6 separate regions of the Homo sapiens genome follow, and all the other regions are linked to region 5. A link is a loop called in an ENCODE intact Hi-C map of the cell type or tissue named here. Cell type or tissue: B cell. All regions are shown on one strand. Region 1 has its middle 13 kb from the start of ANKRD44-DT. Region 2 overlaps ANKRD44 (ankyrin repeat domain 44). Region 3 overlaps ANKRD44 (ankyrin repeat domain 44). Region 4 overlaps ANKRD44 (ankyrin repeat domain 44). Region 5 has its middle 56 kb from the start of SF3B1. Region 6 overlaps ANKRD44 (ankyrin repeat domain 44).

What was found. Peaks named below come from ENCODE experiments on the same cell type or tissue, not always from the same donor. Only the 100,000 strongest peaks of a DNase experiment are listed, where the experiment ranks them.
Region 1: a loop joins it to region 5, with 2.9 times the contacts of the local background. A loop is called at or near these places in 32 of 110 quality-filtered maps.
Region 2: a loop joins it to region 5, with 12 times the contacts of the local background. A loop is called at or near these places in 85 of 110 quality-filtered maps.
Region 3: it touches region 5 in a loop (2.2-fold over the local background); 9 of 110 quality-filtered maps call a loop at or near these places.
Region 4: a loop joins it to region 5, with 4 times the contacts of the local background. A loop is called at or near these places in 5 of 110 quality-filtered maps.
Region 6: a loop joins it to region 5, with 17 times the contacts of the local background. A loop is called at or near these places in 100 of 110 quality-filtered maps.

Annotation. Positions count from the first base shown.
Region 1 is chr2:197,321,142-197,326,141 of GRCh38, forward strand. No RefSeq gene overlaps it. Among named protein-coding and RNA genes, the nearest start is that of ANKRD44-DT, 13 kb to the left of the region's middle. In B cell, no CTCF peak of the experiment used is centred here; a DNase peak (open chromatin) is centred at 2,390; H3K4me3 peaks cover 1,398 bases; H3K27ac peaks cover 656 bases.
Region 2 is chr2:197,189,605-197,194,604 of GRCh38, forward strand. All of the region lies in intron 1 of ANKRD44 (ankyrin repeat domain 44), which reads right to left. Among named protein-coding and RNA genes, the nearest start is that of ANKRD44-AS1, 5.9 kb to the right of the region's middle. In B cell, CTCF peaks have their summits at 2,013 (motif pointing right) and 2,220; DNase peaks (open chromatin) are centred at 2,037 and 2,397; H3K27ac peaks cover 3,216 bases.
Region 3 is chr2:197,084,423-197,089,422 of GRCh38, forward strand. ANKRD44 (ankyrin repeat domain 44) reads right to left here. Exons shown (of 28, transcript NM_001195144.2): 12 at 4,289-4,352; 13 at 2,258-2,326. Among named protein-coding and RNA genes, the nearest start is that of ANKRD44-AS1, 110 kb to the right of the region's middle. In B cell, no CTCF peak of the experiment used is centred here; a DNase peak (open chromatin) is centred at 2,159; H3K27ac peaks cover 4,905 bases.
Region 4 is chr2:197,166,848-197,171,847 of GRCh38, forward strand. All of the region lies in intron 2 of ANKRD44 (ankyrin repeat domain 44), which reads right to left. Among named protein-coding and RNA genes, the nearest start is that of ANKRD44-AS1, 29 kb to the right of the region's middle. In B cell, a CTCF peak has its summit at 1,980 (motif pointing left); DNase peaks (open chromatin) are centred at 1,974 and 4,902; H3K27ac peaks cover 4,614 bases.
Region 5 is chr2:197,376,190-197,381,189 of GRCh38, forward strand. It overlaps the pseudogene NPM1P46. Among named protein-coding and RNA genes, the nearest start is that of SF3B1, 56 kb to the right of the region's middle. In B cell, CTCF peaks have their summits at 2,389 and 2,589; a DNase peak (open chromatin) is centred at 2,402; H3K27me3 peaks cover 323 bases.
Region 6 is chr2:197,110,486-197,115,485 of GRCh38, forward strand. ANKRD44 (ankyrin repeat domain 44) reads right to left here. Exons shown (of 28, transcript NM_001195144.2): 9 at 281-359. Among named protein-coding and RNA genes, the nearest start is that of ANKRD44-AS1, 85 kb to the right of the region's middle. In B cell, CTCF peaks have their summits at 2,926 and 3,126; a DNase peak (open chromatin) is centred at 3,056; H3K27ac peaks cover 2,322 bases.

The DNA of each region.
Region 1 (5,000 bases), 55 kb before region 5:
ATGAAATACACCATACTCTGTGAGTCAGCACATGTAAAGCGCATGTAACAGAACCTGGTACAAAGTAAGTGCAAGATGAATGTTAGCTATTATATCTATGATATTAAAATGTGAAAAGATGACACCTTAGAATTGAAGAAATACGGTTTTTTAAATCAATATTATAAAGTTACTTTTAGTGTTGATTTGTTGAAATTTATTATCTTTATCCCAGGGAATGCCTTCCTTGGCTCTTGATCCTTATTTTCCTTGACCTGCTAACAAACTTATAAACAGTATCATTCGATTAAATATTTCATTGTTTTATTTGCTATTGATCATCTATTCTCTTTGTTTTATGGGTGTTAGCCTTCCATAATTTCACATGCTTTGTTTTTTATATGTGTTGTTTTTCTCATTATAAACTTCTAATGGGTACTAGACATGCCTTACACTTCTTTGCATGAATTCGATAAATAATGACAAACTGCTTGATTTTAAAAGCATGCAATTGGAGGCAATATTAGCTGGCAATTCTATTCAATATATACTAAGTTTTTCTGTGAATGCCTACTTGTAATCTCACCTCCTACAGAAAGTATAAAAACCAACAACAGAAAAAACAATTGAGAAATAGAACAAGTAGAAGGAGTAAGTTAGCCAGGCACAGTGGCTCACATTTGTAATCCCAGCACTTTGGGAGGCTAAGGTGGGAGGATCACTTGAGCTCAGGAACTTGAGACCAGCCTGGGCAACATGGTGAGACTCCATCTTTACCAAAAATACAAAACTTAGCAGGGCTTGGTGCAGTCCCAGCTACTTGGGAGGCTGAGGTGGGAGGATGGTTTGAGCCCAATAGGTGGAGGCTGCAGTGAACTATGATCATGCCATTGCACTCCAGCCTGGGCAACAGAACCAGACCCTGCCTCAAAAAAGAAAAAAAAAAAAAAAGAAGTAAGTTATTACAGTGCCTCCTCTGAGGCATTGCTGAAATGAATATTGTGTTTGTTCTGTATTAAAACTTCTGCATTTTACTGTGGTTTTAAAAATGTTATTCCATTTATTTTTAACTTCTTCAGACAGCTGTCCTGGAAAAAATAAAACAGTGGAAGGTGAGAAAGTAAGATTCACCATAGAATACAAAGGGATAAAGGAGGGAGGAAAGAAGAGAAGCTGCAAAGAAATGTAGATGGAAGCACCAAGCTCCTTTAAAAGAGAGAAAAACCCTGACTGGGCATTTTAGCATGCAATTATGGTCCTTAAACTTCACCAGGACACTGTAGAGTCTCAGCAACCATTCTCAACCTTCCTGCAGAAAATTGATAGCCCAAATTCACATTTTTTTATTTTATTTTATTTTTGAGACGAAGTCTCACTCTTGTCGCCCAGGCTGGAGTGCAGTGGTACAATCTTGGCTCACTGCAACCTCCGCCTTCTGGGTTCAAGTGATTCTCCTGCCTCAGCTTCCCAAGTAGCTGGGTTTATAGGTGTGCACCACCATGCCCAGCTAATTTTTGTATTTTTGGTAGAGACAGGGTTTCACCATGTTGGCCAGGCTGGTCTCAAATTTCTGTCCTCAAGTGATCTGCCCACCTCGGCCTCCCAAAGTGCTTGGATTATAGGCATGACCCACCGCACCAGGCCCAAATTCACAAAATTTAAATGCCCCTCTTTCTTCTCCTTCACAGCCAAACTTCTCAAAATAAATGTCTCTTTTTTTCTGATCTCCACTTCCTCACCTCCTCCGCCACTCCACAGGGTGCCCCTGAGCCCACTGTCCTGAAACCACAATGACTCTGATCAGTTCCACACAGGTCCATGCTGACAACACTCTGTCTTAGACCCTCATTGTTTCTCCCGACCTCCAGTCCCACCAAGCTGCCTGCTTCTCTCTCGGATGTCTCAAAATCACCTCATACTCAGCATGTCCAAAACAAAAATTAATAATCTTCCTCCTCCAGTGTTCCCCCCTCCTCGGTAAATGACACCACCCTGGACCCAGTGTTGATCTAAGAACAAATGCTGGGGCTCACACTTGGTATCTCCGTTTCCCTCTCATCTCTCACATCCTGCCAGTTACCGAGTCTTGTCAATCCACGTTCTTTAAATCTCTTGAATCTGTCCCTAACTCTGATCTTCCTGGACCTCACTCCAGGCCAGTCTCATGTTTATCTACTGATTGGAAGGCTGATAAGCATTGGTTTCTTCTGATCTATTCTCCACCCCACAGGCAGAACAATCTTCTGAAAGACAAGCCTAATCAAGCCACAACCCCTCCAATGGCTTTCCATTGCCTTCAGCCTGTTTACAAACACCTCAGCATGCATGATGTTCAGAGTCCTCACATTCCCCACCCATCATTCTTCTTGCAGAGAAGCCACATTGCTCAACTCTGGGGGATGCCATTCCCAGCCTAGTCTGTGAATGATAACTGCTGGAGTAGTGCAGTGCACAATCTGTGTGCCTAAACAGGGCAACCTTGCCTCCGTGTCACACTTTATACACTGTGCTGAAAGCAGCTCCCCGATGCATATTTCTTCTCTCTCTGAGCCTTTGCATATTGCTGTTTCCTGTTTATACTTTTACCCACCTCGATATCATTTTCTTCTGGTTAATCTTGTACTTCAGATCTCAGTTTAGATATCACTAACCCCATGAATTTTCCCTTACTCACTTCACCTCCCAAGTTTGGATTAGGAGTATCCCTAAGGTTTATGTTTAGTGCCCTCTGCTTAACCCCTATTATTGTATTTATCCCTTCATCCTATAATTGCCGGATTACTTTTCTGTCTCCCTCTTTTAGGGCATGGACTGTGTTTAATCCACCTTGATGTTTCTAGTTCATTGTATAGTATCTGGCACATAGTAGATACAGAGCAAATACTTTTGAATGAATGTAACTTTGAGTAAATAATTTAATCTCATCAAACCTTAGTTTACTACTAGTCAAATGAGGCTAAGGATGCCTGTCCTCAATACCGTGGAGAATCATATAATAAAATGTATATGAAAATGCTTTGAAAAATGGAAAGAAATACGTAAATGAGAGAGAAGGAGACTGAACAATTGGTATGGCATTATGATAATGAGAAAGTGACAAGGAATGAGATGATTTTCTGCAGAGAGAAGCAAGAGAGACACATTTCCACCCTATCATGTATAAGAACTAATGCCTGTGCTGCTGAAGTGAGTGCAAATTCTGCATCTTATTTCTGAACTAGGATGAGAAGCCAGAATGTTTCAAAAGGTGGGAAATGAGGAATGTAGTAATCAAGCTACAACTTCCGCTTATTAATTGGTCACACAACCAGTGCTGTATATTGATTTATATGTCATATACATAATATATATCAATTTTGTCACACATATTAAGATATATATGTTATTAAGATCAAGTTTCTGATATTTGTTCATTTATTTAATTAATTAATTTTTGTAAAAAAGACCAAGTTGCTGAAAATGGTGAACGAGGGGCTCAGATAGTCAAAGAATAAACACAGCCCTTCTTCCTTGGGCATCAGTTGGATTTAATGATTCGGGGAATTAAGTCACTTAACTTGGTAGGTAACTTGAAGCAGTATTTTCATATTTACATAAGCAAACAGATATAGTATGGCATGGAGTGTAACATTTGCATACATCTTTTAAATCAACCTGAGACCCCACGCATTTTGTGTTTGCAATGGACCTCTCCACACTATCTCCCTCCAATCCACCCCTCACCAAACCTTCACACTCCCAAGCTCTAGGAATAAGTCTTTATTCACTTATGCTCTTTGAGGGCCTAGGAAAAGTTTAATAAGTGTTGCTTTTAGAAGTTTGGTGACCTTCTATGCTGCTGAAATGAAACAAAAACAGAAACCTGGCTCAGGAACTCTCACAAATGTGGCTGGTACACTTATATCCAGGGTCAAGTTTATAGTTGATTATTAATTTGTGGGTCTGCTTTCTGTTCCTAGCTTACCCATTAAACTGTTGAACAATTTTGTAAATATTGGTCACTGGTCCCCAGAAGAATCAAAAATTTCTAAATATAGAGGAATTAGTGCTAACTGTCCACAAGAAAATAATTCCTTTTGTTTTGTTTTGTTTTGTTGAGACAGGGTCTCACTCTGTCACCCAGGCTGGAGTGCAGTGGTGCAATCTCAGCTCACTGCAACCTCCACCTCCCATATTCAAGCAATTCTCCTGACTCAGCCTCCCAAGTAGCTGAGACTACACTACAGGAGCCCGCATCAAGCCTGGCCATCAAGACTAATTTTTGTAGTTTTTTGTAGAGATGGGGTTTCACCATGTTGGCCAGGCTGGTCTTGAACTCTTGACCTCAAGTGATCCACCTGCCTTGGCATCCCAAAGTGCTGGGATTACAGGCATGAGCCACCCCACCTGGCCAGAAAGGAATGCTAAATTCATAATTCCTTGCTGTTAGGACACAGTGGCATCATAATCTTTGTATATAACGGTCAACACATTATATCTAAAGGAAGGAGAGGGGCCGGGCGCAGTGGCTCACGCCTGTAATCCCAGCACTTTGGGAAGCTGAGTTGGGCGGATCACGAGGTCAGGAGATCGAGACCATCCTGGATAACACGGTGAAACCCCGTCTCTACTAAAAATACAAAAAAATAGCCGGGCGTGGTGGCAGCTGCCTGTAGTCCCAGCTACTCAGGAGGCTGAGGCAGGAGAATGGCGTGAACCCGGGAGATGGAGTTTGCAGTGAGCCGAGATCATGCCACTGCACTCCAGCCTGGGCGACAGAGCGAGACTCCGTCTCAAAAAAATAAATAAATAAATAAAGGAAGGAGAGAAGGGAACTAACATTTATTGAGTCTCTACTATGTGCCATCCACAGTGCTAGGTGCTGTAAATTCCTCACCATCTCTCCCTCACCACCCCAGACACAGTTAATCCTTTGTACAATGTCTATACCTGATATAAGCACTTCTATTGGACTTTCCACTTTAAACAACAATGAGTTGTCTGTTTCCCACTCTAGTGTAGACTCTTCGAGGGCCAGGCTC
Region 2 (5,000 bases), 190 kb before region 5:
CATAATTCTCCATCTGCTGTGCTCATGGCCAAATGCTCATGTGTGCATTTCTGCCTTTTTGGACCTTAAAAGAAAACAAGCAACAAACCTCCACAACCAGAGAACGATAAGTAGAGGCAGTGTCTGACAAGATTTTCATGTTAAATCAGGAGTAGTCAATCAACAGCTGAACAGTTAAGATTCCGGGGAACAAACCCAACACAGTAGTTAATGCACCACTACTTAGTCACTTTAAGGGAACATAATGAGGTGAGCAGAGTCTCCCAGTTGCGAGTGTACGGAATACATACATTCTGTTGCATTCACTCCGTCCTCACACTTCTGAAGAAAGGCAAGCATTCCAAGCTATGGCTGGAATGTTACCAAGGAGAGGCATCCCAAAAAAGCTTCCAGAGAAGGGCGCCAGCACAGTCCTCAGCAGGGAGTGGTGCCTCTGGGACTAATGCTGCTAAAAGCTACTTTATAGAGAATTGTCAAGGCACAGAATCCCCAGGAGCCATTAGGAAGAAGAGGCTGAGCTATCATTATAACTCTTCCAATACTGAAGTCACATATATGCATACATATGCACCTAGGTACATATGCATACCTATCTACACTCAGGCATGCATGCATAGAGACACATGTTGAGTCATACACAAACCCCTTCTACTTCCCGTGGAATAAAAAAGCAGCTGTTCTCCACATCCCAAAGCCTTGCTATATGGACATCTCTAGCTCAACTGTGCCATGTGGCTACTGAGACATCGCCTTCACAATTATGAATTTAAGCATCATGGGATTTCAAACTAGAACTTCACAGATAACGTGCTTTGCTTCAACTGAAGCTGTGTGTTTGTATGGATATAATTACTGAATGGAATGCATAATGATTCTTGAGCAAGTAATATTTATTTTTTAAATATTATGACTGCTTCTTCTTTTTTTCTCTCCACACTCCCAAAAACATTCCCAGAGAGCACTTTGGCACTCCTTTTTGTTGGAATTTTAATGAGATCCTGCTGTTTTATTTTTCCCCAGGTAAACACTTAACCTAAGAAAAAATATTGGGGAAAAGATATATCTAAATACTATATTATATGATGTTTAAGGCAAAGAATATTCTAATTACAATATTCTTGCTCATAAGTATTAAGGACATATATTCTGTTGTTCATTAATTTGGCAACCATCATAACTTTTGCAGCTTTTGTCTTAACTTAAATAAGGCTTAGAAGCAAAGTCCTACCTGCACAAGAGCAGAGTCCCAAGCCTTGGCATATACAGATATTTCTTTTTAAAGTTTCACACATTTTAGCACTAGCATATATAACACGAGTGCTTTGTGTACAGTAGGGTACAGAGTTGAATAAATACAAAATTGTAACAAGGGTCAAAATTGAGAAAAACAAATAGTGGTAGGAAAAAAGGAGATTCAGATACCATGAAATCATTGATCATCATCCCCTAAAGAAATTTAAATTCCTAAGAGAGGTATGCAGTCTTTTTAGCTTCAATTGCTAGAATTTTCTTAGCATGCTTAGCAGCTGCAAAATGATTGTCAGTGCTGCAGATATTGGTGCAGTGCCTCTGGTAGATTCAGAAGACAGAAGGACACTTCCTGGGCCAAATTTACCAAAAGCACAAGTGGGATTTGTTGTTCAGATGGGACCTGTCCTTGCCTTCAAAATCACCAACAACTAGCCCCCTACTACCTTTCCAGGAGTGTTGACGGCTGCCTTCTAGAGGTGAATGTCTGCCAAGCTGATGACACTTGACCCCTCTAAGATAGAAATGGGGAACAGAAAGACCCCTTGATCTTATAAATTTTGTAGCTGAACTTGCTAACCCTTGGAACTGAAATCTAATCAGCCGAAAGCCACTTTCTCTACCCACATCCCCTATCGGCACATCCAATAAAATATTCTGTTTTTATTCTCACCCTGAAAACAAACTGGGAAAATACCAGACTTCCAAAAATAAAATGCTAAATCAAATATGTACTAGGGATAGTTATTCTCAAACTTTGAAGTAGAGTCAAAATTCCACTAGGGGGAGCAAGATGGTAATTTGTTACCTGGGAGGTAAAAGCAAAGGTTCAGGATGTGTAATTAAGGAAGTAAGGTAATTGAAAAATCCACTTCATTAAAAACATAAAAGAACTCAAGCTTCTGAAAGAGTTCTTAGTCATAAGTAAACATGCACACCATGCACATACTAAAACAAACAAACAAAAAAACACCAAACACAAAAAATTCCTATTGATCCCTGAGGATCCAGGTTTTAGAAATAAGAATAAAACTATCTAAAACCTACGTGCTAAGGTATCATTTTCATCATCTGTGAAATCCAATTCAATTATTATGTCAATTCCATGAAAAAAATATGCTACTGATGTCATCAGACACACCCTCCATTTAAGAATGAAGCCCATCATGGGTTCTACAAAGAGAGCCAAGCTAGTTTAGAGTATCCACTCCATCCGGCTATGAAGTCATCAATGCCCTCCCACATCCCGCAAAATCCCCTAATGAAACCACCATTTTGATTTTTGCTAAAACCACTGTATAGTATATTTCACTTTCCCTTTGCCAGAGTTGCATGCTCTGTACTAATGAATTGGCTTTGGAAGATAGGCAGAGTGACAGAGGCTGTCATTGAGCATTGGTAACTACAGTCAATGGTAATAAGCCCAAGCAGCATCCAGGGATGCTCCAGCATTTCATTCTAGATCCTGGTGTGTTGCTTGTGTTTTTCTGATTAGATCGGGAAAATAAAGACTCCAAGTCTAAAAGAAAAACATTTTGCATTCCAATCAGAAATGGGTGTTGGGAATCAATCAATAGCCAAGAAGGAAAATTTGATATTCCTAAACATCTGTCCCTCCTTGAGCATTCTGAGTACATATGTCATTAAAGTAAGATGGGAGTGTGTTATCAGTAGCTGATAGCTGATACAGCAATAATCTAGCCATATGAAGCCATCAACTTATATGAACAAGCTGAAACACTTCGTTAGGTAACAACTGTTTTTTGTAGGAGCCAGTGCTTGCACTTTTGTGAAAGGATAATAAAAATTTGTTCAAGTCACTAGATTTAATGAACAAAACCTGCTAACTGAATTCATGTGAGTTCTGCTGTATGATCTCCTGCAAGGATTTCATTGAGTTCTTCCTGAATATAGATCACCCTTTACTTGAGAAGTTCACTCCATCCCAGAAAGATAATGATTATCATAAAATCAAAATCTGTTCCTCTTAAGTACCATAAGGACAATACAAAAATATACTGAGTCCTTATAAATACATTTTTTAAAAAATCAGGGAGTGAGGCAGGACTGCATGTCTGAAAATGTCTCCTACAGGCTATGCTGCAGAGTAAATATATATAATATTTTCCATTACTATTAAAAACAGAAAAAACATAAAATTCCATGTTATAGTCATGCCCTCCAAGTAGCATATTTGTTAACTCTATATTTAACATTATGAAAAAAGAATTACATCTAATTAGAAAATGGAGAAAATTAATTTATTACCTAATCTTTTCCCAATGAAAATAACACATGGGTACTGACTATGAAATAGTTACTCAAGGACCAACTACCCCAATTACCCAATTTTTGGAACATTTAATCCTTTGTTGCTCCTTCCTTTCCTGAGATTCTCTTTGGGTGTTTCTCTGCTCTTTAATACCACTAGTTATCACCCTCACCCGATGGCCAACCCAAAGTAAAACAAAATTCAACTTTGTTACCAGTTACAGACAAAAAGTTGGGCCAAAGGAAGTGATGGAATAACAGTATCAGTTAAATTGAAATCTGGAGGCAATGTTAATTTTTATTGATTAAAATGTTAATTTTTATTGACCTCCTTTTTTTCCATAGTAGAAAGATTAATGCTATGGTATCAGACTGACCAATTATTAAATCCAATCCATTTCCGTTTCAGTTTTCTCATCTCTAAGATGGGGTTACAATAGCCATTTTATAGATGTGTTTAAAAAATAACGTAACGGCCAGGCGCGGTGGCTCACACCTGTAATCCCAGCACTTTGGGAGGCCGAGGAGGGTGGATCACGAGGTCAGGAGATCGAGACCATCCTGGCTAACACGGTGAAACCCCGTCTCTACTAAAAATACAAAAAAAACTTAGCCGGGCCTGGTGGCGGTCGCCCGTAGTCCCAGCTGCTCAGGAGGCTGAGGCAGGAGAATGGCGTGAACCCGGGAGGCAGAGCTTGCAGTGAGCCGAGATCGCGCCACTGCACTCCAGCCTGGGCAACAGAGAGGGACTCCATCTCAAAAAATAAATAAATACATAAATAAATAATAAAAAATAACACAACATATGCAACACCCCCAGCACGGGGCCAGATGCCTGGTGTGCACGCAATAAAAACAGGGATGATTGTTTACCTTAACAAGCTCAAAAACCTTCATAGACAAGTACCTTTATGTGCATCCTAAAAAAGGAAAAATAAGAGATCTTGAAAGATTTCCTAAAATACTACAGAGTAAATAAATTGAGTTAGGATTATAACCCACTCAACACCACCTCTAAAGCAGAGGGGCCCATCATATTGGGAGAGAAGCTTTTACAGGCCTGGGAGCAAAAATCAAACTGAGCATGACTTGGCCTTTGTTACACTCAGCAACCTCGAAATTGTCACACAGTCCCTCTGTACTCAGAAGTCTAATCTATAAAGCCAATAACTCACTGAACTAATACATCATTTCTTCTTGACTAATCAAAAGGTAACTGCATATATTCATGCCAGCTTAATGGGACCTGAGATTGTAATTTTACTACTTAAGGTTGTCATAAATACATGTAGTTACACCTTTCTTTTGTGATCTCCTGATAGACACAAAGGAAATGAATTCCCTGTTTGGAGCTGTGACGAAGTCTAATGATTTGCCTGTTAGTGACAAAGTTGAGACTAGAACTTAGTTTTCCTGATTCTCGCAGCTTGGTACTTTCTCTCACATGTAATATAATATATATATAATTCATGATCAGAATT
Region 3 (5,000 bases), 290 kb before region 5:
TCACATATTGCCTTGATTTTAGCACTGGTGTATTGTCTCATCCTCCCCACTGAACTGCAAGCTCCTTGAGGGTAGGGATGTTGGTTAATGGGAAGAACAATGCAGAATCCGAATCCAAATCCAAATCAGAAGCCCTGGGTTCTGGCATTGGCAGATGTGCAAGCTGGCCTAAATCACATCCCCTCTCTGGGTCTTGACTTCTTCACCCTTATTTCAACAAGAACTTTTAAGCTACTGTGCCCTACCTAAGGTCCTTCTAGGTCTAAAATTCTGTGTATATGTGTAAATCATTTAGTTTCTCTCTCATTAGTTGACTTTTCTCCTCTTTAGTTAAAAAAAAAGAAATTTTAAATATTTTACCTATTGGATTGCATATGTTTTAATTAGACTGAAAATTATCAGGTAACAACCTCATGACAGAGCCCAAAGATAAAGGCTGTAAGGTCCTTCTAGGTCTAAAATTCTGTGTACATGTATAAATCATTTAGTTTCTTTGGACTCAGCTTTCTCATCTATTAAAAGGGGTAACAGCATCCCCACATACCTCATAGTGTTAGTATCAGAAAACACAAGCACCTCGTAAAGGGCAAGACTACAGAAATATAAAGTAATTTGCTGTACATTACTTATTTTTAGCTCTCGATTGTTCAGCAGTTTTTCTGGTATGACCAGCTGATAGTCAAAGAATAATAAACAAATGATCAGTTTTCAAGTATAATTATTTCATATTTTATAGTCAACTTATGGGCTCTCTCACTAGTTGATTTTTCTCCTCTTTGGTTCAAAAGAAATTTTAAATACTTTACATATTAGATTGCATATGTTTTAATTAGACTGAAAATTACTAGGTAAGAACCTCACGACGGGGCCCAAAGATAGGGAGAAAATGATACCCAGTTCTTGTCCTGAGGAGGCTCACAGTCAGGTGGGGATGTCAGAGACATGTGAACCAGAGCAACTCCATCTTGAATAAGGGCTGGGTAAAATGAGGCTGAGACCTACTGGGCTGCATTCCCAGATGCTTAGGCATTCTAAGTCATAACATAAGACAGGAGGTCGGCACAAGATACCGGTCATGAAGACCTTGCTGATGAAACAGGTCACAGTAAAGAAGCCGGTCAAAACCCACCAAAACCAAGAAGGCAACAGGAATGACCTCTGGTCATCCTCACTGCTACACTCCCACCAGCCCCATGACAGTTTACAAATGCCATGGCAACATCAGGAAGTTACCCTATATGGTCTAAAAAGGGGAGGAATGAATAATCCACCCCTTGTTTAGCATATAATCAAGAAATAACCGTAAAAATGGGCCACCAGCAGCCCTTGGAGCTACTCTGTCTATGGAGTAGCCATTCTTTTACTTCTTTACTTTCTCAATAAACTTGCTTTCACTTTACTCTATGGACTCGCCCTGAATTGTTTCTTGCGCAAGATACAAGAACCCTCTCTTGGGGTCTGGATGGGGACCCCTTTCCCATAACAGGGAGAGACACAAGGAGTGAGAGTCCATAAGAATAGTGTGAGGTACTCTGCAGTCATGAAGGATTAGGGTGCTAGGGGAGCAGAGAAGAGGGGCATGCCATCGGTGCACAAGGAGGTGTCACTGACATGAATCTGAAAGGGCGGGTAGGAGTTGCCTTAGACAAGTTGGTAAGAAGAGAAATTTGTGGCAACCCCAGAGAAGGAGGGTACATGTAGAAAGGAAGGGTAAAGAGATGCAATGGGAAAAAAAATTATATATATACATGAAAAATATATATCCATGTACCAGCTAGCATCATGGCATCATTTACTTACATAAAGGACCATTAAGGTAAGAAGAGTTCTATGACCCATTGGTGGTGTGTGTGCACTTAATGTTTTAAACATGTCTGAAAATTCATCCCAAGATGAAATGTTCAATACATATAATAAAATATTCTAGATCTTAAGACTAGGATTTATGTGTTCCACTCTGCTAGAAACAGAATTTTCCAAACTATATCCATGTAGGAGTTTTGTTTTGTCTTTTAACTGAAAAAAAAAAGGGAGACAATTGGCACATCTAAACAGCAGCTGTGAGTGGAGATGCTTTCTTTGTGACTTGTTATTTGCTTTGTTGGCAACCTCTATGAGAAGGGACTTCCTTCCGAGGAGGATGGAATCCCCCCAGCTAACTTCCCGGTTTACCATTTCAACCTAACTTGATTACTACATAGACCACTCCCAGTTCCTCTTATTTAAGCACTTGAAGCACAACTCTCTGATTACATACCTCCCACACTTGTCCTTTTTATGGAAATCTGCTCCGCTGCTCTGCAAGAGTTTTATACATTCCACATTACTAGAAAGACAGGGAAAACATCATTAAGATGGAAGAGATCAATTACTGGCCTATCTTCAGCAAGAGCTATTTTCTGCAGAGTACAGGACCAGATGAAAAGATAGCTCCTGGTCTAAATTCCGCTAATAAAAACCTGAACATACTAGAGTAATGACATATTGTAAGGATCTAAAGTTCCTATGATTCCTTTTTCAAAGCTAATAAATCAATAGATTAAAGAGCTTGGTGGAATATTTTTAATTCCATGACTAAGAAATTTAATGATTATTACATGATTAAACCCTCCAGTGATGGTTTCATCATTTATCCTAAAATTCTTTTTCCAAAACCGTCAAGAGTTTATGAAACAACCACTTAAACCTATAATAATTTCATGTCACCTTTAAACAATGAGCCAGAGTGGATGGGCGTTACCTTCTATCACAGCAGAATGAATTCACCATGATAACCACTTTCAACCCAGATACTCCTTAATAGAAAATAAAACAACTGTATTTCCCTGTCTTTGTAATTTATGCAAATAAATGTGCAGAACCAAGGCTGAAAATGATGTCATGGAGCACAGTGATCTTCCATAGCTTCTTTATCATTTGCAGAAGCAATAAATCATATTTAGTAGAGAGAAAAGGACCCATCAAAGTGATTTTTCCTATTAAAGGGCATGTAGCTAAATAGTAATTCTAATAGGAATTTCAGACATGAATCTGGAATTGTATGTTGTCACTTTCTGTACAGGTCTGATATTTTTTAAATGTGAGCATACAAAAGAGACAATTGTCCATCATTGTTCTAAACTTAGGATGCTAGAAGTGGCCTGGAATTATTACTATAACTTAAATAAGAAAAATGATCTCAATGATAAACCTGAGCAGGGCTCTCCTCACCCCACACCCACCCTTTATAGCCACCTTCTCAGAGAAATAGCTCTTTCAATCATAACATGTAAGAACTTTTTAAAATAAGTATGTGTTGGTGTAGCATGCCAGCTGATATAAAGCACCTGTCTCTTACTGAATGATGCCAAAGGATCAAGGGTAGTGGCAGATCCAACTTGTGTGGCTCATGAAGCTCATACAATTTGGGGGCTGAGGTAGGGGGAAGGGGTCTTTTTTAAAAATAATACAAAATTATGAATACAAATTTAGTTATAAGAATTCAGAAGGGACTCATGTAAATAAGGAGCCCTAAAGTGTCACCATTTATCCACCTCTGATAAATAGGTAATGCCTTTGGTAATATACAAATGACAAATGGAGAAGCATTACTGTTCCTTAAGGACCAGGAAACTGATTAAGAACCAACATCTTCCCCAAACAAGGTCATCCAAGAGATGCCATGTTTAGTCAATGTGTGGTCACATATATCAATGACATTGATCAGAGCTTCAATCTTACCACTGGTAAGTGAAAAGAAAGTAGCTGATGAAAAATTCTCTTTACAACTTTAAAAAAAGGTAAGGATTAAATCACTTCTTGCCTGTCTTTTGGGTTTTCTTGACCTATGTTCACATTTAATCATTAAAAGACTAAAAATTAGATTTGAAACAAGGACAAAAATGTCTGTAAATGAACATAAATTAATTCAATCTTTGATTCTCTTGATTATCACCCACATAACAGCAACAAAAGAGGAAAAACCTAGGAACAAATTTCAAATTATTGTCTTTTGGTGTATGGGGTAACTGATATGTATTCTATAGCCTGAAAATCTATAATTTAAAAAAAGAAAAGAGAAAGAAGAAAACAAAAGAAGAACTATTTGCTATTTGAAATGGGCTAATAATTTTTCTTTGGTGAAACAAAATGCTTGTGATGTGGAAATATAACATAGTGATATTTGATAATTAGTAGAAATGATTCTTATTTTACTAAGGAAATTGCCTTTGATTCACAGACAACTTAAGTCAAGTCAATAAAGATGAATTAGTAACTCATAAATTAACTAGAATTGGTAACTACTCACCCTCCTGCAGCAGCAGCATGAAGGCACGTTCTTCCAAATTTATCTGGGGTGTCTATTTCAAAGCCTGCAGACAGCACGTGCTCATTACTAAACAAGGATACTATGCTATACTTTTGTCCTAGTTAAACCACAAGAAACATTGCAGAGACAGAAAAATCAGTTAGTAGAAAAACCAGAATGCAAGCAATTGTAGTCAGAAAGAGGTTGTCATGGAAACGAATGGGAACTGCTCAAGCTTGGCAATTTTATAGGAAGAACCGTGAAGTCAAGAAGGATTTATTTTCACATTCAGCCCTGGGTGAACCACAGTCCCATTTTTTAATCCCAGGATAGAAATTTATGAAACCAATTTGAGATAAGTAGGGCAATCGACAGGCAGATAGAACTCATGGACAAAACATAGAAGCAAAGGAATAATCTTAGCATGCTGGAACAGATTTTTTTCTGAAGTGTATTTCAACCTTTCAGTTGGTTTAAGAGTTGGGAAACATGCTTGCATGCAGGGATTATTTTTTAAACATGCCAACAGCAGTGAAAGCAGAATCAGCCATAGGTAAAGTACTTAAAGGAAAAAAAAATGCCTCTGGGATATCTCATGAATTAATTCATAAACAATCTTTGCCTTGCAGACCTCTACCATTTTTGAAAGCCCAGGAATTTCTTAATATATGACAGTTGGCAGAGGTAGTGATAAGAAAGATTAGCAAAGCTC
Region 4 (5,000 bases), 210 kb before region 5:
GCTATATTGACTTCTTGCAAATACCATTTAGGAACCAAATATTTTCTTTTCAAGATAAATCAAGTCAATTCTTATGTGATATATAGTGTCCTGAGAGAAATTACTTTGTCCAAGAATAAAAGCATAACATCATAAGTGACAGGTCTAGTTTTTAAGCTAATAGAAATTAATATATGTGGTATTTTTGTTTATAAATCAGTCTGAGTTTATACTGTGTGAATCATTTTCCCAAATTCCAGTCACTCTTGCACTGTGCTGAGAAAAATCAAGCCTCCTCAGGTGATGTGTATGCACATCAAAGTTTGAAAAGCATTAGCTATAAGGTAGAAATAAGACATTTGCCTTTCAGCAGCGCCTGCCACCAATCAGCCAAAAGAAAAAAAAAAAGTCTTTTTGAACACATACATTTTTATTCTTTCATAAACTTCATATACATGCCACTATATTATCATATTTAATATGCAATAAGATACACATAAAATATACATTTTAATTTTTTAAAAACAGATTGAAGTAGATATTTCATTGCCCCCAGTGGATCATCTGGCACACTTCCTAAGATGCCTATATTCCCCTTTTTGGAATCTACATACCTTACATCAAGGATCTTATCTAAGAGCTAGACCATCTATCTTAGATGGGTATCTTCCAATCATCGAAGACTTCCCAGAACCCAAATCAAGAATAATTTCTACAGTTAAAGAAAATACTGTGTATTGTTACTTTGTCAATGAAGCCCACCAGAATGCATCTAAGAGCAGGGGTTTTGGGAAATCTACATCCAGGTGATGTTTTTAAATAGTTCAAGACCATTCTTCTATGTCTTAATTTACAAACATTCTCTAATAAGCATGAACTATACTTGGTTGCTTCACCTCCCGTGGCTGGGCATGTGGAAGAAACTGAAAAAATACTTGTTAACTGCATGACTGTCTTCCAGCCAAAGTGATGATCTTTGTCATCTGGTTTCATGCAAAACATGCAGATTTTCCCCTTTACCATACTCTTCTTCCCTAAGAGTGAGACTATCCCAGAGGCAGCATGTTGAGCAGAGCCATCTCTTTTTATCTAGCATTCTATTGGGCAGAACATGAATTTAGCTACCTGTAACATATAATTCAGAGATTCAAGAGTTTTGCAAAAATGACTTGTCTTTGGAGCCTTGAGCCGCCCTGTCACAAGTTCAACAACCTTGTGGCTGCCTTGCTGAACTGAAGCCCTGGCCACATGGAAAGGCCACATAGAAGTGTTCAGGCTGACAGCCAGCATCAGCCACCGGACATGTGAGTGAAGTCACCTCTAGATGATTCCAGCCCCCATCTGTCAAGTCACCCCAGCTGACAAGTCTTTCCACAGAACAGAGAAAAGCTATCCCACTGTGCCTGTTGGAATTCTTAACCCACAAAATCCATGAGCATCATCAATTGGCTGTTTTATGCCACTAAACTTTGGGGTGGTTTTTATACTGCAATAGTAAAAGTCTCTGTGAGATTCTGAAGTGCTCTCTGAATTATTATAGAAAGACAACATTATGTTTAGTGTTAAATGGCCTTATTTATTTTCAAACTCAGGGTAACCAGGCAGTCATTGATTATTAAAATATACAGGGGACTCTAACAACAAGATTTATTAAACCCCATCATCATTTCCTTTGTGTACCAGCAAACAGCCAATTACTACATGTGCAGAATAATGGTGGCAATTGTCACTTTGCTGTCCCCTGCGAAGCAACTCTTTAGTTCTGTCTCCTCTCTCAGAAATGAATTGCTCCTTCTCCTCCTCTAGCTCTTCCCCTTCTTCTCCCTATTGCTCAGGCTGGGAACTCAGGACTCATTTTTAGATGCTCTCTCTTCCTTGCCCCTCACATTGAATCCATCATCAAATCCTGAGTGGTCTACCTTCATGACACACTTGGAAGCAATCTGCAGCTCTCCCCATGTAGAGGTTAGAAGTACCGTAATCCATGTGAGTGGCGCCCCCTAGAGCTCATGAGTACATGGCGTCATGGCCACTGCAAACACCCTACTTCAGGCACATCATTTCTGCCCTGACCCCAACTATGGTCTTCCTGCTGCTCTCACAGCTTCTACTCTCCCTGTCACAATCTGTAATTCACACAACACCCAGAGTGACTTTCCAAAATATTCTCCAGAACATTGTGCACCTAAGTGGAATCCAAACTCCTCGCTCAGCTCTGATGACCGGCCCCTTTCTTGTCTCCTCTCCAACTTCCTTTTCTACCACCTTCCCCCTCCTTCACTCTCCTTCAGCCACACTGGCCTTAATTTTCTTCTGGGAAGTTGCACTCTCTCCCCTAACCCTCCTTGGGGCCTTTGCTCCTGTCTTTATCCAGCCTGAAACATTCCCCCCAATCTTCTCATGGCCCCCAATTTCTCATGGCCAGTCTCAGCTTAAATGTCACTGCCACCTCAAGAGACCTTTCCTAACTACCTTTTGTTAGTATCATAGCACACTTGGCTTTCTTCATAGCAGTCTTCTCAGTTTATAAGTACCTATTCATTCATTTCCTTTACCTGTTTACTTCCTTTCTCTCCAATACACTGTAAACTCCTGATGCAAGGACCAGGCCTGTGTCCACCACTAATACAACCCCAGCACCTGTCATGGTGCCTGACACATAGCAGATTCTGTCAGTATATGTTGAGTGAATAAATTTACTTGCATACTATGTAGCAGTGGATTGTGATACCCTACTCCACTCCCACCTCCAGAACATCTGTTTTCCTCCCAGTTGACCACGGACCAATGGTTCTCAAAGTGCAGTCCCCAACCAGCAGCATCAGCATCACCGGAACTTACTAGAAATGCAGATTCTCAGGCCCCACCCTGGACCTCCCAAATCAGAAGCTCTGAGGGTAAAGCCCATCAATCTGTATTTTAACAAGCCTTCCAGGATTCTGATACACACTCAAGTTAGAGAACCACTGCCACAGACTATTCCAGAGACTCTAATTCTAGAGCAGTATGTCTCGAGGTATATTCCACTGGCTCTGAGGGATCATCCCAGCTGTTAAAAATTTTTTAAAAAAAAGAGGGAGGAGGCCAGGTACGTGGTTCATGCCTGTAATCCAAGCACTTTGGCAGGCCATGGCTGATGGATCTCTTGAGTCCAGGAGTTCAAGACTAGCCTGGGCAACATGGCAAAACCCCATCTCTACAAAAAATACAAAAATTAGCTGGGCATGGTGGTGTGTGCCTGTAGTCCCAGCTACCTGGGGGGCTGAGGTGAGAGGTTTGTAGGAACCGAGGAAGTTGAGGCTGCAGTGAGCCATGATTATTCCACTGCACTCCAGCCTGGGCGATAGAACAAGACCCTGTTTCCAAAAAAAAAAAAAAAAAAAAAAAACTGGGAGGCATTCAAAGCCAAATGACATTGAGAAACACGGTGTTCAAGAAAGTTAAACAGATTCCCTTATGGCAGGAATTCTCAGAACCTTTAATATGACAGTTACCTTGTAAATCACTAAAATACAAGGAAATTTGTGGTAGAAGTGCTTCCCAAGTTTACTTGGCCACAAAACTCCCTTTCTTTCCCTCCTAAACACTTGTCAGACTTGTTCTGGACTCTGAGAAACACACTTTGGAAAATGCTGTCATAATGTAGTCTTCCCTAGAGAAAATCTTTCTAACACCATTCCAATTCATTGTGCCTAGAGCAATATTAATAATGACTGAGTCACTGGCAGCAACTTCTTTAAGCTTTGTGCATCTTTATCTTTCTTAGACTTGAAAATAAATGCTTAATGCTAAACACATTTTCATATGTCTTTTTAATATCAGTAAAAAGATCAGATTTTTGTTAAAGTCTGAAATGTTCATGAAGGCAAATATGGAAGGGTAGAAACTGGTGGCAATTTCAAGTTGAATTAAAATGAGATGCAGAGTTTAGAGTCTCTTTCCTGTATTAGAGTAGGCAGCAGTGAGATTCTCTATTTAAATTGTGAAAGTTTCTTTAATGAGCATCAGAGAAGCGGCTTCATGTTTGGGGCACTGGAAGAGCCTTAGTTTTCTCCCCTAGTTGATGGGGCCGGGGGTGGTGGAGATTCCCTGATGATGGAGTGGCAAACTGTGCAGGTAAATTATTGGTCCCAGCTGACAATCAGTACTTGAGAAGGCTGAGGCAGCTTAGAAATAGGAAGTTAAAATATTCATGCCAAGCATCCAGCGTTTGTTTAATCAGGGCTAATGATTAGTTTCTTAATGAAATTTTACAAGCTCAGTTGAACACAGAAAACATTTGCTTCTCTAAAAGCAAACAGGTCTGTTTCTATTATAATCAGACATCTGAACCACAGAAGACCCCCAGCCCTTAGGAGTACAGAGGTGAATCTGTTCAGGAACTTCCGAGTTTTCTTTGAAGATGATAGTGGCCAAAGAGTGATGGGAGAAGGAAGCTGGCGATCAACAAGATTTGAAACTGCAGGATCTAATGCCACAGACCCTGACATAAACTTTGGGCAGTTGTGCTAAACACAGCAGCTCTCAAGTAGAGGGACAGATGATCAAAGGAGCTAATATAGTCAGTGGTTATGCTAGAATGTCTGTTTGGGAGGGCTTTGGAGTGACAGTCTAACTGGAACTACTTTTACATTTCTGGCAGGCTGTTCTTACTTAGGTTATATGAGAAAATTAAATAAAATGAAATTTAAAATTCAGTGAAACAGGAGAAGGAAGGATGATTAGGGAGAACAAAAGGGATTTTTAGATCAGTGAAACTATTCTGTATGATATTATAATGGTGGATGTAAGATATGCACTTGTCAAAACCCACAGACTGTACAACACCAAGACAGAATTCTCATGTAAACTATGGACTTTGGGTGATCGTCAAGTGTCGGTTTGTCATGATGATGTTCATCGATTGTAACAAATGTGCCACTCTTGGGTGGGATGTTAATAGCGGGAGGAAGCCAACCATGTGTAGGGGCAGGTGGTATAGGGGAAGTCTCTTAACTCTGCTTAATTTTGCTGTGAACCTA
Region 5 (5,000 bases):
TCACTGAAGAATGAGCACCCCAAGGTGCTCCAGCAGCACCTGGATAAGGGGATTCTCTTCTCAGTACTGCCATTAACACTCTAGGTGACCCGCAGGCCCGGGATGTCCCTGCTCTGAGTCTCAACTAATTCATCTACCAGGAAAGGTGTCTTAATACCTGTCCTGTCCCTTAAGAGATTCCTGTCTGTATAAGCAGGATGAATCATGTGAAGCCATAAATGAGAGTAGGGAGGAAGGTGAATTGAATGTAAGAGGCTCTGAGTTATTGTTGAAAGAAATGGCCAGGCTCTTACTAACTGCCAAGAACCCCATTTTAAAATCTACCTCTGGGTCAAGCGTTGTGGTTCGTGCCTATAATCCCAGTACTTTGGGAGCCTGAGGAGGGAGGATCAGTTGAGCTCAGAAGTTCAAGACCAGCCTGGGCAACATAGTGAAACCTTGTCTCTATAAAAAAAAATTAAAAATTAGCTGGGCATGGTGGTGTGTGCCTGTAGTCCCAGCTACTCAGGAGGCTGAGACGGAAGGATCACTTAAGCCCAAGAGGTCAAGTCTGTAGTGAGCCATGATCACGTTGTGCCTGTATACTCCAGCCTGGGCGACAGAGCAAGACACTGTCTCAAAAAATAAAGATAAAAATCTACCTCTGAGGGCCGGGTGTGGTGGCTCACGCCTGTAATCCCAGCACTTTGGGAGGCTGAGGCAGGCGGATCACTGGAGGTCAGGAGTTTGACATGGGCTGACCAACATGGTGAAACCCTGTCTCTACTAAAAATACAAAAATTAGCCGGGCATGGTGGCACAGGCCTGTAATCCCAGCTACTTGGGAGGCTGAGGCAGGAGAATCACTTGAACCTGGGAAGTGGAGGTTGCAGTGATCCGAGATGGCACCATTTCACTCCAACCTGGGCGACAAAAGCATAACTCTGACTCAAAAAAAAAAAAAAAAAATCTTCCTCTGAGAAGTACAAACAGAACCTGACAGTATTGGAGGCAGAAATCTAAACACAAACATAGTAAGAAAATAGGAAGCTTCATGTAATGTGCTATGCAATGCTAGAAAGGAGAACATGAGGGAATTCCTGCTGAACTATACTAGGACTCCTAGACTAAGGCAGAGACAGACATCAGAGAACCTTAGGATACCCTGCAGACCTCTTCTGTATTCCTGGTTTCAAGGTGACCATGTGGACTGAGGGCCAAATTACTGCCAATCAGATCTAGCCCACCTGTGTGTCTCTTACCTGTGCAAACCCATGGGCAAGCATATGGACTCCTCCCTCTTTTCTTTCCCCTGCTCTCCTTTGCATAGTTTTAAAGAATGGAAAAGTAGCAGATTCCCTGAAGTTAGTTGTGGGATATAGTACGTGCCTAAGGTGATCATGTTTCTGAATGCAAATTCCCCATGGAGTGTATTTATGGGACAATTGGGTGTCATATATGACTTAGAAACTCCCCTAGAGAACTAAGATGTGAACAGGCCAGAGATGTTCCTTCAATTCCATGTGCGTGTGCCAAGCACCTGCTGCCACACACCAGGCCTGCTGGGCACTGGACGTAGGGACAGAAAGCATGAGCCTGGGCCCCCAAGGGTTCATGCCATAATGGGTGGGGCAAGGAGGATTTCGGTTCTGGCTATTTGCTTTCATTATTATCTCAACTGCTTTCATTGCTTTTTGGTTTTTTTGTTTTGGTTTGGTTTGAGATGGAGTCTCGCTCACGGCTCACTGCAACCTCTGCCTCCTGGGTTGATGTGATTCTTGTGCCTCAGCCTCCTGTAGCTGGGATTACAGGCCCGTGCTACCACGCCCGGCTAATTTTTGTATTTTTAGTACAGACGGGGTTTCATCATGTTGGGCAGACTGCTCTTGAACTCCTGACCTCAAATGATCTGCCTGCCTCAGCCTCCCAAAGTGCTGGGATTACAGGAGTGAGCCACCATGCCTGGCCTAGGTTTATTAAAAATTATTATTATTTACTAAGTCTTTTTTTTTCCAGGATGATGGGGATGAGGAGACAATAGCCCCAGCATCTGGTCATAATTTGTAAATCTCGACATTCTCCCTAACACCAGCTGGAAATATTTCATGCTCTAGCATCGTTTTACAAGTTGCTGGCAAAAAATAAGCATCCATCTTATTTAAAGACTGTAATAAAATGAGAAAGATGGTTATTTGCCTTATTTTTTGTCTTTTTTTTTTCCTTTTATAAAAACAGTTAGTTGTTTGCGGTGCCTTCAAAGAATGTTAAGTTAATAAAAGCCAGCCTTTACCTTACAATCTTTATTCAACAGTAAGGTTTGTCAGATACCAAGGGCTGGTTTCTCCCAAAAATCATTAAAGGTCTGGCTCCAAAGGTGTGCAAGCCACCAGTTAACCGGGGCCAGCCTTTGTTTTCCTAGGCTCTGCTGCCCCCTGTCAGAAGCTAAGAATGTTACAGGAAATAGAATATTTTGAACAAAGGTTTTCACAGAACAGCAGTTTTACGCTCTGTCAGGTGATGAAATAGAATACTCTCCCACCTTGTGAATGAAGACCATTGAATTATTTGCTTAAAAATATGCCTACTTGCTTGGCTGCCTAGAAGTTCTTGCACAACTCCCAGCAGTAATAACCTGTCTGAAATAATTCAGGCGGCGGCTGTCATTCACTGAGTCCGTCTGCACATGTACAGGGAGCGGCAGATGGGTGCTGGGGGCGTGAGTTGTGTATCCATTCACAGACCATCGGGGAAGACGACTGAACAGATGACTTCCACGTCGTAGAGCAAGGGAGAAGTGTGTGCACCCCAGGTGCTGGGGGAGCACGTCAATGCAGCACTTTCGCCAGGGGGGTCCTAATGAAGTCGAAGGAGTCCATTCTCAAAGAACTAGCGGGGACCAGCCAGCTGAAGGGGAAGCAAAGGGCTTTTCTGGATAGTAGCAACTGCATGTGCCAAGGCAGAGGCCCCTGGAAGAGGGTGGTAAGTTCTGGCAATAGCAAGAGGGGACTGAATTATACTCTGAGCACCCCAGCTGCTACTCCGCTGCCTGGCAACTGCTGGTCCCCGGGCCACTTCATCTCCCATTGCCTCAGTGTATGGCCAGGTCAGAGGCCAAGACAAAGGCAAGCAAAAGGGCCCTGGAGGGGTATCCAAGGCACACTAAAGTGCTGGCGGTTGCCTTGTGTTCTGCATGCATTCTTTTTTTTTTTTTTTTTGCTTTATTAAAATACTGAGTTTTATTTCACATGTATATTTTTGTCTCCCCACCATTTCCACGTCTGACCACCGCTACTACTATGTCCTATCATAACATTCCATACATACTTAAAACCAAGCAAAGGGTGGAGTTCCATCTTTAAAAACTAAGCAGGCATTTTGGACAACACATTCTTGGCAATGGAACCTGGACAACATTTATCAAACATGGTAGGGAAAGTTCTCACTCTGCATTATAAAAAGGACAGCCAGATATCAACTGTTACAGAAATGAAATAAGATGGAAATTTTTTAACAAATTGTTTAAACTGTTTTCTTAAAGAGACTTCCTCCACTGCCAGAAATCTTGAATAGCCTCCTGCTCAGTCATCCAGAAGCAATTCTTCACATAACTGATGAACTTGGCTTCCACTTTGGGAAGAGAACCACATTTTTCTATACTTGCTTGCATTTTTGCTTTAATGTCTTCTACAGAACTAGGTCCTTTTAGGTGTTTTAGGAGTTTTTTCCTGTTTTTTGAAGGATTCTTGTCCTTTTGATCTTGGTGTTGATGATGGTTTTGAGTCTTTTCCATTCTGATTTGACTTTTGTGCATTTTTGGCTCGAGTATCTTGAATAGATTTCTTCACTGGCGCTTTTTCTTCAGCTTCCTCATCATCAAAGTCATCATCATCATCTTCATCATCGTGATCTTCGTCATCATCTTCTTCATCAGCAGCAAGTTTTACTTTTTTCTGTGGAATCTTGCTACCACCTCAGACCACTTTCCTGATATACGTAAGAGTTTCACATCCTCCTCCTCTCATCTTCTGACTTTGCATCTTCCTCCACAGCTACTAAGTGCTGTCCACTAATATGCACTGGCCCTGAATCACACTTGAACCTTAACACCACTGGTGATGTTATTTCAAAGCCCCCAAGGGAAACCGTTGGCTGTACAGACATTTTCTTTTTTTTCTTTTCTTTTTTTTTTTTTTTTTTTTGAGATGGAGTCTCGCTCTGTTGCGCAGTCTGGAGTGCAGTGGCGCAATCTCGGCTCACTGCAAGCTCCATCTCCCGGGTTCACGCCATTCTCCCGCCTCAGCCTCCCGAGTAGCTGGGACTACAGGCGCCCGCCACCATGCCTGGCTAATTTTTTTTGTATTTTTAGTAGAGACAGGGTTTCACCATGTTAGCCAGGATGGTCTCGATCTCCTGACCTTGTGATCTGCCTGCCTCGGCTCGGCCTCCCAGAGTGCTGGGATTACAGGCGTGAGCCACCACAGACATTTTCAAAGTTGCCAGTGTTACTTTAATTGGACTGCCTTCATCATTCATGGCCTCTGCTTCAACAATGTGCAGTTCATCCCTTGCACCAGCCCCTAAACTGACCGTTCTTAAAGATAACTGGTCTCATCTTCATCATTATCCACCTTAAAGTGATCATCTTTGTCGGCCTTTAGTTCACAACCGAAAAGATAGTTCTGGGGCCTCAGGGGGCTCATGTCCATGTCCATTGAATCTTCCATCAGATGGTGGCACGCACTTAGGTGGGAGAGAAGGAGGACGGAGATAAACGAACGCTGCTCCAGAGAACAGCCACGCAGGACGGAATCACACCAGGGATGTTCTGTATGCATTCTATCCACATCCACAAGAGTTCAAATATTTTGCTATCTGGCCGTGCACAGTGGCTTACGCCTGTAATCCCAGCACTTTAGGTGGCTGAGGTAGGTGGATCACTTGAGCCCAGGAGTTCGAGACCAGCCTGGCCAACATGGCAAAACCCATCTCTAAAAAAACACAAAAATTACCCGGGCATTGTG
Region 6 (5,000 bases), 270 kb before region 5:
TTGAGCCTACATAAATACATCATTTCCAATTTCAAAGCTCATGCTCTGTGCCTGACTCCAAATTGACTGTGAAACTGTGGCTTTATGTTTTTACTATTAAGGTGGATGTTGATGACATGTCTGATGAACAGTTTTTAGCAAAGTACATCAAAGAATTATGTAATTGCATGCTTACTAAAACTCCAAAACAGGGCATCGACTTTCATATGCAGGTGACTGACAGCCAAATTCACAACAAGAAACTATCGAAATAATGACACTACTGAAGCATCTCTCTTACCATTCTGAATGAGGGTCTGTGACCGTGTGAACCTTCCATGGACAGCTGTCATGTGCAGTGGACTTTTGCCATCTTTACTCTAAAAAAAAGAGAGGGAGAGAAAAACAATGGAGGTGCTCATGAGCCAGTGACACCCATCTGAAATACCCCTATGGACACTCCTAATAATGCCCTGAAAACATTCATTTATTTATTTATTTTTTAAGTATGATCAACATGAGGCTGCAGTGAGCTAGGATTTTACCACTGTACTCCAGCCTGGGTGACAGAATGACATTCTTCTAAATAAAATAAAATAAAAGTATGATCAACAATTACAAGAGGCAAAGATAATTTTGAAAGGAAAAGATAAAATGTACCTGACCTCTCAAGTTATTGCATAACATCACATGTTTTAAAAGCTTAGAGAAACAGTTATCTGAAACCTTTATTCCTCTCCTGTGATCTACTGGAGAAGGAAGTTTCCTTCAAGGTGTTTTTTTCAACCTTTGTCTATAGTACACAAAAAAGACAAATGTGTTACCTTGCATGGTATTCTTTAAGCTGAAGCTGACCAAATGGCTCTGAATCACTGCAACTCTTAAAACTGACCTGAGGCCGGTCGTGGTGGCTCACACCTGTAATCCCAGCACTTTGGGAGGCCAAGGCAGGTGGATCGTTTGAGATAGTTCAAGAACAGCCCGGCCAACATGGTGAAACCCCATCTCTACCAAAAATACAAAAATTAGCCAGGCATGGTGGCGCATGCCTGTAATCCCAGCTACTGGGGATGCTAAGGTGGGAGAATTGCTTGAATCCAGGAGGCGGAGGTTGCAGTGAGCCAAGATCGTGCCACTGCACTCCAGCCTGGGTGACAGAGTGAGACTCTGTCTCAAAAAAAAAAAAGAAAAGAAAACTGATCTGGAACCCTCTACTATTCCCTCCATTATAATTCCATTTAAAAAAAAAATCACTTTTAAAATAAAATAAAACAAAAAAGAAAAAATTTAAACAAAAGAATAAAGAAAAAGAAAAAAACAGAAAAAAACAAAACCATAATTTTTTATTGTTCCAAAAGAGAATCTCTTACTTTACTTAACTCATTAGAAGTCACAGGACTAAGGCATGCAACTGTTTAGGAAACTGCCTTTTGAATGACCAGCTGGGAATGTGTGCTGAATTCATATATTTGTTACTATTCATGATCGAAATTATGAAATTTCCTGACACAGATTAAGCCAAAACACAGAAAATGTACAACAGCTATATACCAATCATCATTATACTAAATACCAAGATACCATATGTAACTAAGAAATAGTAATTTACAGAATTTCTTCTGAAAATAGGCCCAAAAGAAAATATTACTGTTATTTTAGAATAAAAGTATCCCCAATAGAGAGAATGTATTTTCATCCAAGTATTGTTATCAAAAAAATCTATGTAACACTTATTTTTATAAGTCTCAGAGGAAAAATTTCTCTAAGTCTGAGATTAAAATACGAGGTTTTAAAAATGCATGTTCATTTTGTGATGAAATCCAAATGCCTGTATTTTAAAATGACTGTTTTAAAAACTCCATCTTGGAAAACAAATAATAATTTAGGTAAGTATTTCTTAGAGTGGACCAAGGACTGCCCACGTCTGAATCACCCAGGATTCTTGTTAGAAATATGAATTCTGGGCCAGGCGCAGTGGCTCACGCCTGTAATCCCAGCACTTTGGGAGGCCGAGGCGGGAGGATCAAGAGGTCAGGAGATAGAGCCCATCTTGGCTAGCACGGTGAAACCCCGTCTCTACTAAAAATACAAAAAATTAGCCAGGTGTGGTGGCGGGGCCTGTAGTCCTAGCTGCTTGGGAGGCTGAGGCAGGAGAATGGCGTGAACCCGGGAGGCGGAGTTTGCAGTGAGCCGAAATCGTGCCACTGCACTCCAGCCTGGGCGACAGAGCGAGACTCCGTCTCAAAAAAAAAAAAAAAGAAAAAAAGAAAAGAAAAAAAAAGAAAGAAAGAAAAAGAAATATGAATTCTGTACCTTAACCCTGAACTACAGAATTGGGGTAAGAGGGTCCCATTTTTAACCCCTGCTTTGGACTGTGGGCTAAAATAGGTTATAAAACCAAGGTTTTAACACAAGCATTTTATTATATTCTATAAGTCTATTCCTTAGAAATAAAAAAGGAATTACACATAGTCTGTGCCAAGAAAAAAAAGTTAATTAGAACGGTAAGTTCATCTTAATTGAAAAAAAAAAACATGTATCATTATAATTCAATATTCTCAGGTAGATGTGGGAAGAAAAGAAATAATAGGATCTTTTCTCCATCTTCTATGAGTATAATCTGAATCAGAACAGACTGAGAAAGGAGAGCTGAAGCTTGATAATACTTTTAGAGGAAAAACTGGAGCAATCAAGAGAATGAGATACAAAACCATCGCTGACCATGAGACATACTGGGAAGGAGAGCTCCTAAAAGTTATCTGATTCCAGAGCTAGGCCTTAGTTGTCGGGACTGCACACAGTTCCAAGGACTGAAACACCTGGGAACTACTTTGGAATAAGGATTTAAAACACCCCCTTCCAATTAAAAAGTGATGACACTTCAAAATAACTAAGGCGAGAGAAGGCAGAAATTGTGGAGTTGGCATTAACTTGTCCCTAGGTGGTGCTATTTCTTTAAATTTTGCTCCAGTGTTTTCTCTTAATATGAAACCATAAGTAATTATTAATTAAATATATCTAAAGCTATAAATACTTCAGCATTTAGAAAATATCTTCACAATATTCAGCTAAGCAATTTTCCATGTCTATAAAAGAGCTTAAAGGCCTTACCAAGGAGTAACCACCAACTTGGTGGTAGCTATCTAAGTTGCAGGCAGAGAGACAAAGCAGAAGTGATCTCTGAAGTGTGTGGTGGGCAAAGCCAGGCCCATTTCAGGGATAGCAAACACCACAACCTTCTTTTCTCTGAGAGTGCTTGTGCACTTGTAAAGGGACAAGTAAATGGAGATGACCAAAGTTAGGTAAAATGCAAAGAACAGCCATATGATCAGTGGTGACAATTGCTTTGCATCCATCTTTGCAGATCTTTGCCTGGGTTCATCTATAGCCTGAGTCCAGGCTATAGCTGATATTTTTTTCTTCACATAGGGAAACAGGTAGATAAGGTGGGGAAATTGGGACAGAAAGCATTAAGAGTATCATGGCAGCCATTTTGGGACAACTTTGTTCACATGGTATGGGTGTAAAGGGAGCTCATTATTTCAAAAAGCTATAGAAAACCAATGAAACTCAAAAGGATAATACTTTTTATATAATTCTTAAAAGTTAGAACTCAGAACATTAAAGTTGAGACTAGGGAACCCTACTGAGTTTCATGATCTGAGAAATTGAAATTTATCATGCAGGGGTACTGGCTGTTGCTACTATTCCTAGAATTGCACAAAAAGATAAAACATTCCTTGCGTTCTCAAAAGAGAGAATATGTGCAATTCTTCCATCTATTCAAAGCTTTTATGAAAATTTTTTTCTTAATTTCTAGTCTCCCTCCAATTTTCTAGCTACATTTTCCCATAGAATTTAGGGCTTTGAAATTATTGTTATTTTGATAATCCATTTAATTAAGCAAGAAGCACTTCTATTGAGTTAGGCATAATCAAGCCCTAAGTCATAAAGGAAAAATACTGAGGATTAAAATATTTACAACAAATATTAGTACTCTTTCAGGGCAGAACTCAGCATTGCCTAAGGAAGATTAATCTTTGAACTAAAAGCAGTGTTTATATTTTCTTGACCACCAGTCTCCTCAGAAATCCATTCACTTTTTCTTTTATTCCTAATGCCTTCTTTCCTCATCTTCCAATATCCCATATACGTTCCCTAAATTTACAGACATTGTTGTTCCCCAGGGTCTTGAAAGCATAATGTTCTCTGTGGCATGGTACACCCCTGGGGTCACAGAGCTCAGTGGCCCTACTACAGAGCAATAAAAGCTCTATGGGATAACATTAAGTCCAACCTGCGGTTAGGGGTGGGGTCAAATAAGGTGAGAAACCCAATAAGTCTTCCTAATTCAATGCAAGAGCCTCCTAAAATACTGGTGTGAAAAAGCCACACATTGTCCAATTTATTTTGTTTTGTTTTGTATGGTTCTAAGGGCAAGAGAGATGGAACGTGGTTGGCTCACTCATTCCTCTCCTTTCCCTTACTTCTCCAACGTTCTAAGTACCGTCCCTATCACTGCCTACTCTTGCCCATTCCAGTTTCCACCTTCAACTTCTCCAACACAACCTATTCCATAATTTGGTCCTGGTACATATAGAGAAGGGAACTGGTCCACTTCAAGCAGACATGTTTCAACTCCCATCTCTTAGAGCTAAATGATCTAAGAGCCTGCAGACAGAAAAGAATTGAGACCATGCACAGGCTAAATGTCAGTGAACAGGAGGTAGACAACCTGGCAATGGCAATTTCTGAGTCTGTCTTTCTAAGTTGTATCCAGCACAGCTCTATGTCTAGTGCCTTCTTTAACGCTTACTTTGAATGCTTGCTAAAAGAGCCTTGAGATGCTACAGAAATTACAATGTAGTCTCTAATGGAAAAGAAAAAATATTTTATACTTTCTCATGTTCTACCTATTTACAAATTATAAGTAAACCATCAATTGATTATTGTATCAGTAAAGTATATCTTTATTTTATCACAATTAAACTCATATCATGAAGTCAAAAAACAGGACCAGA